Regions from separate parts of the Homo sapiens genome. Here region 1 is linked to region 2. A link is an interaction called in ENCODE POLR2A ChIA-PET data of the cell type or tissue named here. Cell type or tissue: PC-9. All regions are shown on one strand. Each heading gives the region's core, and the rest is flanking DNA. Links, peaks and the distances in the headings are about the cores only.

Region 1 (5,404 bases), core at 198-5,197, 58 kb before region 2:
ACAACATTGGAAAACCCCTCTTGACTTTGGCTTAGGCAAGGGTTTCATGACCAAGAACCAGAAAGCAAACGCAATAAAAACAAAGATAAATAGCTGGGACTTAAATAAATTAAAGAGTAGGGTAAACAGACAACCCACAGAGTAGGGGAAAGTCTTTACTGCCTATCATCCAACAAAGGACTAATATCCAGAATCTACAATGAACTCAAATAAATAAGCAAGAAAAAAACAAACAATCCCATCAAAAAGTAGGCTAAGGACATGAATAGACAATTCTCAAAAGAGGACATACAAATCACCAACAAAAATGTGAAAAAATGCTCAACATCACTAATGACCAGGGAAATGCAAATCAAAACCACAGTGTGATACCACCTTATTCCTGCAAGAATGACCGTGATCAAAAAATAAAAAAACACTAGATGTTGGCATGGATGTGGTGATCAGCTAATACTTCTATACTGCTGATGGGAATGTAAACTAACACAACCACTATGGAAAACAGTGTGGAGATGCCTTAAAGAACTAAAAGTAGAACTACCATTTGATCCAGCAATCCCACTACTGGGTATCTAACCAGAGGAAAAGAAGTCATTATATGAAAAAGATACTTGCACACACATAATCACAGCAGCACAATTTGCAATTGCAAAAATATGGAACCAGCCCAAATGCCCATCAATCAATGGTGGATAAGGAAACTGTGATATACATACACACACACACACACACACACACACACACACACACACATATATATATATCACAGTTTATATATATATATATATATATATATATATATATATATATATACATCACATATATATCTATATATATGATGGAATACTACTCAGCCATCAAAAGGAATGAATTAGCAGCGTTTGCAGTGACCTGGATGAGATTGGAGACTATTATTCTAAGTGAAGTAACTCAAGAAGGGAAAACCAAACACTGCATGTTCTCACTGATATGTGGGAGCTAAGCTATGAGGACACAAAGGCAGAAGAATGATACAATGGACTTTAGGGACTTAGAGGGAAGGATAATACCTATTGTGTTTGTTAATAATCATAATTAGTAGTAGTATCATTACTATTACTATTATTATTGAAGCTATTGCTCCAACTATTATATTAATAATAAACAACAGAATGGTATGCACATGAAGTAAATACCTTAAAGTAAGCTTCATAGTTTTTAGCTATGAAAATTTGAAGAAGCTATTTAGTCTCTCTTCATTTTATTTCCCTATCATTACAAAAATATTTACAATGCTCTCCACATAGGTTCTGTCTCAGTTCGGATTTTTCTAGTTGTAATATTTATTTCAGTACAAATAGTTAATTTTTCGGGGAAAAGTATCAGAAACACCACAAAGGAAGAAAACCATACAAGGAAAGGAAGGCTGCTTATAAGAATTGCAATATCAAATCAGTGGTTTGATACTCCTGCAGTGGGCTTAGTCCTGCAGGGAAATGTTTGTAAATATGATAATATGAGGAGAGAGCCAGGCATAGTGGTGCATGCCTGTAGTCCCAACTACTTGGAATGCAAGAGGATTGCTTGAGATTAGGGAATCGAGTCCACCCTAGGCAAATTAACTCTCCCACCCCACATGTTACATATATATATATATACACATACATTTATGTATTCATTTATATATATATATATATCTCCATACATATATGTGTGTGTGTTTTGTGTGTGTGTATGTGTGTGTTTATGATAGAAGCAGAGGTAGAAATGATGTGGACATGAGTCAAGGAATGTGGGCAACCTCTAGAAGCAAGAAAAAACAAGGAAATAATTCTCCTTCAGAGCAATCAGAAGAGATGTAGCTCTACTAACACCTTGAATCGAGTTCAGTAAGACCTGTTTGGACTTCTGAATTCCAGAATTGTAAGATAATCAGTGTGTGCTTTTTTTTTTTTTTTTTTAGCTACTTACTATGCTTTTTAGTTCCAGCAGCAACAGAAACTAGTACAGATTTTGTGAAAAAAGTAAACCTTGCAATTATACCACCTGGAGAACAGGGAGCTGACATATTTCTATACCATCTCCCAAGTGTTTTCAGTTTTAGATCTACTCCTTTTAGCTTTCAATCCGTTAAAATAAGGAGAAATAACTGCCTTTCCTGGTTATGGAATGAAAGCTTCAGGCATAGATATGCAGAAACTGGCAACTGGCAGTTAACCAAGAAAAGCCTAGTGGATGATTTAGGGCAGGCATTGACAATCTGATACAAGAGTTAAATGAGATTATGTAAATGAGTATCTTTTTCCATGTCCCAAACAGCATGAGAAATGTTACCTTTCTTTTTTCTTTCTTTCCTATTCTGTCAAACTCATATTTTTCCTTCAAATCCAGTTCAAATATCAACTGTTTTCTGAAATTTTCCTATCGATAGCAGGCAGAATTGACTTTGCTGAACTATGTGCATCCTTCATAGAAATATAGCTACATTTTGTTTTCATAATTCATTTGCATGCTTATCATTGCCACTAAATTATAAGTTCTTGAGAACAAAGACCTTGTTTAATTGTTTTATTCTTTTGAAACTCCCATGTATAATAGTGTGTGTAATGGTTAGGATCACAAGAAACATTTGTAGAATGAATGAACTTTATGTTCAAAACTTGGCTGTCATCTCAGATGGAGATTACATTTCATAGTTATTTCACACCTGCAGAATTATGTAGGCCTTTATATCATCTTTCTGAGGAGTCTAGATAATTGTTTTATTTCATGTCAGCAACTTCACTAAGAAACATCCCCCAAAATGGAGGTGACTTTAGTGGTCCAACATCGTTTCCATTAAAGACCTATTCCCATTAGTCTCACTATACTTCCTGCCACTGCAAGATTACACTGGGTAATAGCAACCAAAATAATCGAATTAGTGTTTGAGAGGATTTTTAAAAAAATCCTGAACATCTATAAAAATTGAGGATCTCTATGGATCTGTATTTATTTATGAGAGAAAATACTGAGCTGTTACAACCAGTCAGGCTAGCAGAATGCAAGAAAGTATATATTTTATTCTTTGTTTCCACAACATTTATAACTTCTACAAAGCAGAGAACAGCTGTTACACTGGCGATGTGCAGTATATTTTGGGCAAGTAGGGCAGCAGGGTGACTAATGTGCACTGTAATAGCATTATAAGTGACTCACTGGAGTGCAATTATCAGTATAGTTGCCACATGCTTGGTTTATGATTAGGTTAATCAGTTCCTTAGCCGATTTCACTCTGTGTCTTCCTCTGGTAAATTTAAACACTTTATTCTCTTGCCTGGAAACCTAGCCATAGACTTTATTTGTGGTTTTCCCCTGGTTAAATTTCATGTCACTTTCTCTGCAAGTTGCTATTTTCCTTGGGTCATATTTAACCCCACAGACCAGTTTGCAAACTAAACCACTGTGCAAAAGTTAAACAATGCAGAATTCTCAAGGCATCACGCATCTTAGCAACCAGGAGTCCCTCAAGGGAGCATGCTGTATTTCTTTATTGCCTTTCTTACTCTCGTTATTTATTGCCATTGAGACACACTGGAAGGAGATGGTGTTAATTCTTCACATTAGAATGGGCATCACATAGGCAATGTATGGTGCCCCTCAATTTGCAAATGGCCAGAAGAGAATAGATTTGGGATCACCCCATGAGTTAGGGCCTAATATTATAAAGGCAATCAAGACAATGCTTTCAAGTTTTATTTCTTTAATCTTCCTATTTCTATTTAGAAGCAAACTCTAATTTTCTTCTTCTTTCAGCACAGTTCTGATTATTTCACTCCCTTACTCAAAAATCTTTAATAAGTTTATATTTTACTACAGTCAATCTTAGTTTTATTATGATGGTAATCATGGCAGACAGACACTAGGGTGTACCTTACTTTATCTCTACCAATTGGTGCTCATGCATGTATTATTCCCTTCTCTTAAATGTGAGCAGCATCTGTAACTTGCTCCCAAACAGTGGTATATGTCAAAGATCATGACCAGTTATTTTCACGATTATGTAATGTTTTGCTAGCATAATTACTCTAGAGATTCTTTCTGGTGTCTAATGAAGTAAATGGTCATAGTATGAACACCCATAGAGAAAGGACTTGTGGTGGGTCTCTAGAAGTTAAGGGTGGGCACTAGGAGCTCAGGGTGACTTCTAGCCAATAGTCAGCAAAAGCAACTGATGTTCAGTTTTAAGAGCTGTAAGAAACTGAATAGTACCAACAACTATGTGAGCGGGACACTGAGTTCTTCCCCAGTTGAGCCTCCAGATAAGAATGCAACTGACTGAAGCCTTGAACATGGCTGTTGAGACCCTCGACAGATAAGTCAACCAAGCTGTGCCCAGGCTCCTGACCCACAGAAATTGTGAGACAATAAATGTGTGTTGTCTTAAACACTAAAGTTGTGATAATTTATTACACAGCCATAGAGAATGAATACAGCAATCAATGGCTTCTATAATTTAGTAAACATTTTTAGCTTCTTTCTACATTCACATGTATATTGTAAATTCCTGTGACACAGACTATTCTCTAAATAGTCATACTTCTTATCTTCAAAATGTGGATATTAAATAACTCACTGGTGTATGATTATCTTCACTGTAATGGAGGATAATGAAATGTTAACAAAGTTTTTGTGATTATTAAGTTACAAAACGCATGGAAGCACCTATTACAATTTTTGAAACATTCTAGACATTCAGTAAATACTAATTTCCCTTCCTTTTCACTTTTTTTTCCTTTTACACATAGTCTTTTTTATCCCTAGCCTCTATGCCTTTGATCATGCTGGCCCCTCTTTCCAGAATGCCCTTCTCTTTCATGTCCACGAATACCCTCTCTAACTGAAAGTCCAGATCAGGGTTAACTTCTCTACAAAATACTTATCTAAGTGAATTTTAATTTAACTGTATCTTTTTTTATTTACTACTTAATAAAAATATAAAGTCTGCAATTAAGGTATAAACAAGCATAATTATGCTTCTAAAGGAGAGAGAATATGTTTATAAAAACAGTTGAATGTCTATCAAAATTATATTTACATGCTAAGTGTTTATGGAATATGATCTTTCTGTTCTCCTCTGTCATCTAACCTCATCAGTGCAGGTAAGACATTGGGAAGAGGTCTTGGAGATGTGTGAAACTTCTGTCACATGACACTTCTGTTCCCTCCAAATGCTCAACCTCCACGTGCAGCTCCTGCTTTTCTTTTCTTTATAACTCTCATGGGTTTTTTGTGGGGTGTTTTTTGTTGTTACTACATCATAACAATGCAGCATGGATGGATGAAGAAGCCTGTTTATTAATTGATTTTTTAAAAAGAAACATGAAGACATAAACAATACCAGGCAGGATTGTTGACTGGTGAGGGAAAGAGTGAAGAATATTTT
Region 2 (5,404 bases), core at 151-5,150:
AATGAAGTGGTTCATGAAGCATTTTAAATTCTGAATGATAATTCTTAATTTGGTATTCTTTCGCCGGTCTTCAATATCTACAAAAGTATATATTGAAAATAGTATGTTTAAGGAGACAGAATTTATTTGTTCAAGGTCATCATTGAGTTTTGGACACATGAATACTCCTTGAGCAATTTGATATATATTAATCGGGATGACCAGTTGATCAGCTGAAACACTAATAATGATAACAGGTTAATATATTCAAGAGTTTCCTATTATAAGCAAGGCTAAATAAAGAAATATAAATCAATAGCCATTTAAGCATAAGTAAACATTTGATATGATATACAGATCTTTTTTTGCAAATTAGATATTATTTTTTATTTTATTATTATTATACTTTAAGTTTTAGGGTACATGTGCACAATGTGCAGTTTAGTTACATATGTATACATGTGCCATGCTGGTGTGCTACACCCATTAACTCGTCATTTAGCATTAGATATATCTCCTAAAGCTATCCCTCCCCCCTCCCCCCACCCCACAACAGTCCCCAGAGTGTGATGTTCCCCTTCCTGTGTCCATGTGTTCTCATTGTTCAATTCCCACCTATGAGTGAGAATATGCTGTGTTTGGTTTTTTGTTCTTGCATTAGTTTACTGAGAATGATGATTTCCAATTTCATCCATGTCCCTACAAAGGACATGAACTCATCATTTTTTATGGCTGCATAGTATTCCATGGTGTATATGTGCCACATTTTCTTAATCCAGTCTATCATTGTTGGACATTTGGGTTGGTTCCAAGTCTTTGCTATTGTGAATAGTGCCACAATCAACATACATGTGCATGTGTCTTTATAGCAGCATGATTTATAGTCCTTTGGGTATATACCCAGTAATGGGATATTATTAAAGGGACTTAAACCTTAATTTCAAGGAATACTACCTATTTTTAAATATGTGCTGTTTCTTAAAGCACTTTGCCTTTTTAGCAACCTACTCACTTCTTTGAAAATGTACAACTAACAACTTTGAACTTATCAATGGGATAAAGGGTTAATTACATACATAGATTTACGTTCCTCTTTGATTGCAGAAAATTTTTATTTTATTTGGCTTACTTCAGGAGTAAAGCTTTCCTGTTCAATTATGTTAATTGTTGACCTTTTCTCTTGATTAAACCTGTATCCAATTACAATTGGAGACATATTTTATGTTTACCTAATATGGCACACATAAAGTCTAAATACAGAAATAAATGTCTTGTGTAGCTAGCATAAAATCTGGCACATAAAGAAGAGATTTTTCAACAAACAGCTCTATATTGCAACAGCCATTGTTTCAGCACTCTAATTCAGTGCAACATAAAACTGAGAACTTTGAGAAATAGATAGAAATTACAATTGATCAAGAGCTCCAGGAACCAAAAAACTGATTGATTTAATTGTTGAATATCCAATTCTAAGAGCTTTTAGGAATAAATTGTGAGAATACAGAATTGTCAGAGTTTGAGAGATAATATCACCAATATATTTAGTACTATAAAGACCACACCATAAGCATGGTATAGTGTTCTGGACATCACCTTTGAAGAAGGATATTATATGGTGCAGTTTGTGTGAACGAGAGCTGCATGGATAACTGAGATCTCAGCTCATGCCACATAATTAACTAATGGACTAATTAGGGATATTCACCCTACACAAGAGGCCAATCAGAAAGCAAACTAACAAACTTGATAGTGGTTTTCACATATTTGAGGGATTCTTATGGTAAAGATCAACCAGACTTGTTTTTTTAAGATATTCAGTGGTTAGGAGGTAGGTGAAAAATGTAATGCTATGTTTTCATTTTAATATAGGAAAACTCCAAATATTTAGAATCACTTGTTAAAACTATAATAGTCTGCCTTAAAAATAACAGTGTTTTTTTTGGTCGTGGAAATGGTAAAGGAACACCTAAATAGTCACTGAGTTATGAGGCTGTGTAATACAATTGAAGATCTAACTAATACTTGAATTAACTATATATCAGTGTGCCCTGTAAGTTTGATTATTTCTGAATATGTGGGATAAAATTATTGTAGAGGTTGATTTAAAAGGTAATGATACATTAAAAACACAAAATGCTGACATCAGTTTATCAAAATATGTATTAACCCTGTACACTGAAAACTACAAAATAATGCTGAGAGAAATGAAAAAAGACCTAAATAAATGGTGATATATAACAAATTTATGTATTAGGAGATTCCATGTTTTTAAGGTGTTAATTTTCCCCCAAATCATTTACAATTCAATGAAATCCAAATAAAAATTTCAACAGAAATATTTTGGTAAAAATAGTTAAGTTGAATCTAAAGTGTATTTCAAGAGGCAAACAATCTAAAATAATTAAGTGTTTTTGTAAAATAAGAACAAAGCTAGAAATCTTGCACTACCATGGTTTCAAATCTTACTATAAAGCTACAGTAATCAAGACAATGTGGTATTGGCAACAGGATAAAGATATAGTTTCATGAAACAGTAATGATTTTAGAAATAGATCTCCACATATAGGGGTCAATAGGTTTTTGATAAATATGTCAAAATAATTCAATGGGTAAAAGAACAATATTTTCACCGATTTAATATTAGAACAATGAACAAGAACAAATGGAAATTTACATAAATAATACGAACTTCAAACTGTTATCTTACAAAATTAATTTAAGGTAGGCCATTTATCTAAAGATAAAAGCTAAGATTATAAAGCTTCTGGATATAAACATAACTAGACAAAAACTTCCAAGAGACACTTAAAACATTGCTATAATAGAAAAAAATAATAGATTTGACTCCAGGAAAATGAAAAACATTTTCTTATCAAAAGTGATTATTATGAAAATGAAAACTACTGTGGTCAGAATATTTGTGTCCCTGGTTAATTCACATGCTGAGTTCTTAACCACCAAGGTGATGGCATTAGGAGGTGGGGCCTTTGGCAGGTGATTAGATCATGATTGGGATGTAAAAAAAGACCCCAAAAAGCTAACCTGCCCCTTCCACCATGTGAGGACACAGCTAGAAAGTGCTGTCTATGAAGAAAGGTGGTCCTTACCAGATGCTGTATCTGCCAGTGTCATGATCTTTAACTTCCCAGGTTTCAGAATTGTGAGAAATAAATTTCCATTGTTTATAAGCTACCATGTGTATATTTTGTTATAGCAGTCTGAATGGACTAAGACAAAAAGAAAAGCCACAGACTGAGAAAAATATTCACAATATGTATATCTGACAAGAATTTATAAATTTGTATCTCATATATATATTTTTATACCTATATATATGAATATAGACAGATAAATGTAAAAATAAATGCAATCCCATCAAGAAAAACAAATCAATCAATAGGAAAATGGGCAAAATACTTGAATAGACATTTCACAAAAGAGGATATGTGAATGGAAAGCAAGCATGAGAAAGATGCTCAGCATTATTTGTTATCAGGAAGAGCCAAGCTAAAATTACAACTAGGTACAATTCCCCATCTAATAGAATGGCTAAGATTGAAAAGATTTACAACAAATGCTGGCAAGGGTTTAGAGCAACTTGAACACTTAGACAATATAGGTGGGAAAAAAACTGATAGAGCCACTTTGGAAAACTATTTTACAGTTTCTTGTAAATGTAAACATATACCAACTGTATCAACCAATGATTTCATTTCTAAGTATTTACTCAAGAAACATGAAAACATTAGTCCATTAAAAAGACTTGTACATGAATATTCATAGCAGTTTTATTTATAAGAGCCAGGAACTAAAAACAACTTAAATATTTATTAGCAGGTGAATTGACGAACAAATTTTCATCAATTTGTAGAACAGGGTATTACCAAAAATAAAAAGAAACAAACTACTTCTATAGCAACTGCATGGATGAATATAAAAGACAGTGTATTATAGAAAGCCAGATGCAAGTAAGTTTATACTGTATGAATCCATTTCCATAAAATGTTAGAAAGGTAAAATAATCTTTAGTAACAGAAGGTATATTAGTAATTTTCAGGTGCTTTGATGGGAAAGATTTGAGGCAGAGTCATTTTTTGGGGTAATAGAAATATTTTGTACTTTAATTTTGATGATAACTACACAGATATATATATTTATTGAAACTCATTAATTGTATACTTTAAAAAATGCATTTTATTTCTAGAAATCATACCTCAATAAAGTTACTTTAAGAAAAGATGATGACCAAAATGCACATGCTAAAAGTAATCCGAATATAGAGCTAAAATATTATAGAATCCTCTTAGCCATTATTTTAGAAAAAAGAACACAGTATTCCATGCAGCCATAAAAAATGATGAGTTCATGTCCTTTGTAGGGACATGGATGAAATTGGAAATCATCATTCTCAGTAAACTATCGCAAGAACAAAAAACCAAACACCACATATTCTCACTCATAGGTGGGAATTGAACAATGAGATCACATGGACACAGGAAGGGGAATATCACACTCTGGGGACTGTGGTGGGGAGGGGGGAGGGGGGAGGGGGGAGGGATAGCATTGGGAGATATACCTAATGCTAGATGACGAATTAGTGGGTGCAGCGCACCAGCATGGCACATGTATACATATGTAACTAACCTGCCCAATGTGCATATGTACCCTAAAACTTAAAGTATAATTAAAAAAATAATAATAAAAATTAGAAAATGTAAAAAAAAAAAAAAAAAAAAAGAACACAGTAAAAGCATTGTTCAAAAGACTACCAAAGGATCTAAAGTCACTAAAGAAAAATCAGATACAGAATGAAAACAAGAGGGAAAAAAGACCGGGTGCGGTGGCTCATGCCTGTAATCCCAGCACCTCGGGAGGCTGGGGTAGGAGAATTGCTTGAACCCGGTGGGTGAAGGTGGCATTGAGCAAAGATCATGCCACTGCACTCCAGCCTGGGTGACAGAGTGAGACTCCATTGCAAAAAAAAAAAAAAAAGAGGGGAAAACGAAGTGGATAAGGAAGGATAGAATTATTTATATTAATAGATACTTTTCCATGTAAACAATGACTAAATATGTTGTGTAGAAATAAAATCTGATTATAAAGAAAAGTGGTAATGTTCTGATAGTGCTTGCAGGAAATGAGATTTTTAGTAAGTAATGTAATTTAGAACAGGCTTGAAAGAATGTTCTCCTGGTACATCATACCAAACTGTCTTTTCAATAAAAAAGACATATGGCATTAATTATAAGATGGTTATGTGAAAGGTACATGTTAATTTTCATATGAAAGAACCTGCATAAAATAGTTTTATGACTACTATCATCATTATTATAATGCCTCCAAGATACTCCCCCAGCTTGGAAAAATAATTCAAATTTCATGTCAATTGCAGCATGATAAATCCAAGAGGTTGCTGTTACCACAT

What was found. ChIA-PET counts read pairs that join two places held together with the same protein. Peaks named below come from ENCODE experiments on the same cell type or tissue, not always from the same donor. Only the 100,000 strongest peaks of a DNase experiment are listed, where the experiment ranks them.
Region 1: POLR2A ChIA-PET joins it to region 2 with 8 read pairs; 2 of 35 experiments call an interaction of 5 or more read pairs at or near these places.

The regions. Positions count from the first base shown.
Region 1 is chr3:110,024,414-110,029,817 of GRCh38, forward strand. No RefSeq gene overlaps it. Among named protein-coding and RNA genes, the nearest start is that of MIR4445, 420 kb to the left of the region's middle. In PC-9, for the core only: no CTCF peak of the experiment used is centred there; a DNase peak (open chromatin) is centred at 3,168.
Region 2 is chr3:110,082,645-110,088,048 of GRCh38, forward strand. No RefSeq gene overlaps it. Among named protein-coding and RNA genes, the nearest start is that of MIR4445, 480 kb to the left of the region's middle. In PC-9, for the core only: no CTCF peak of the experiment used is centred there; no DNase peak of the experiment used is centred there.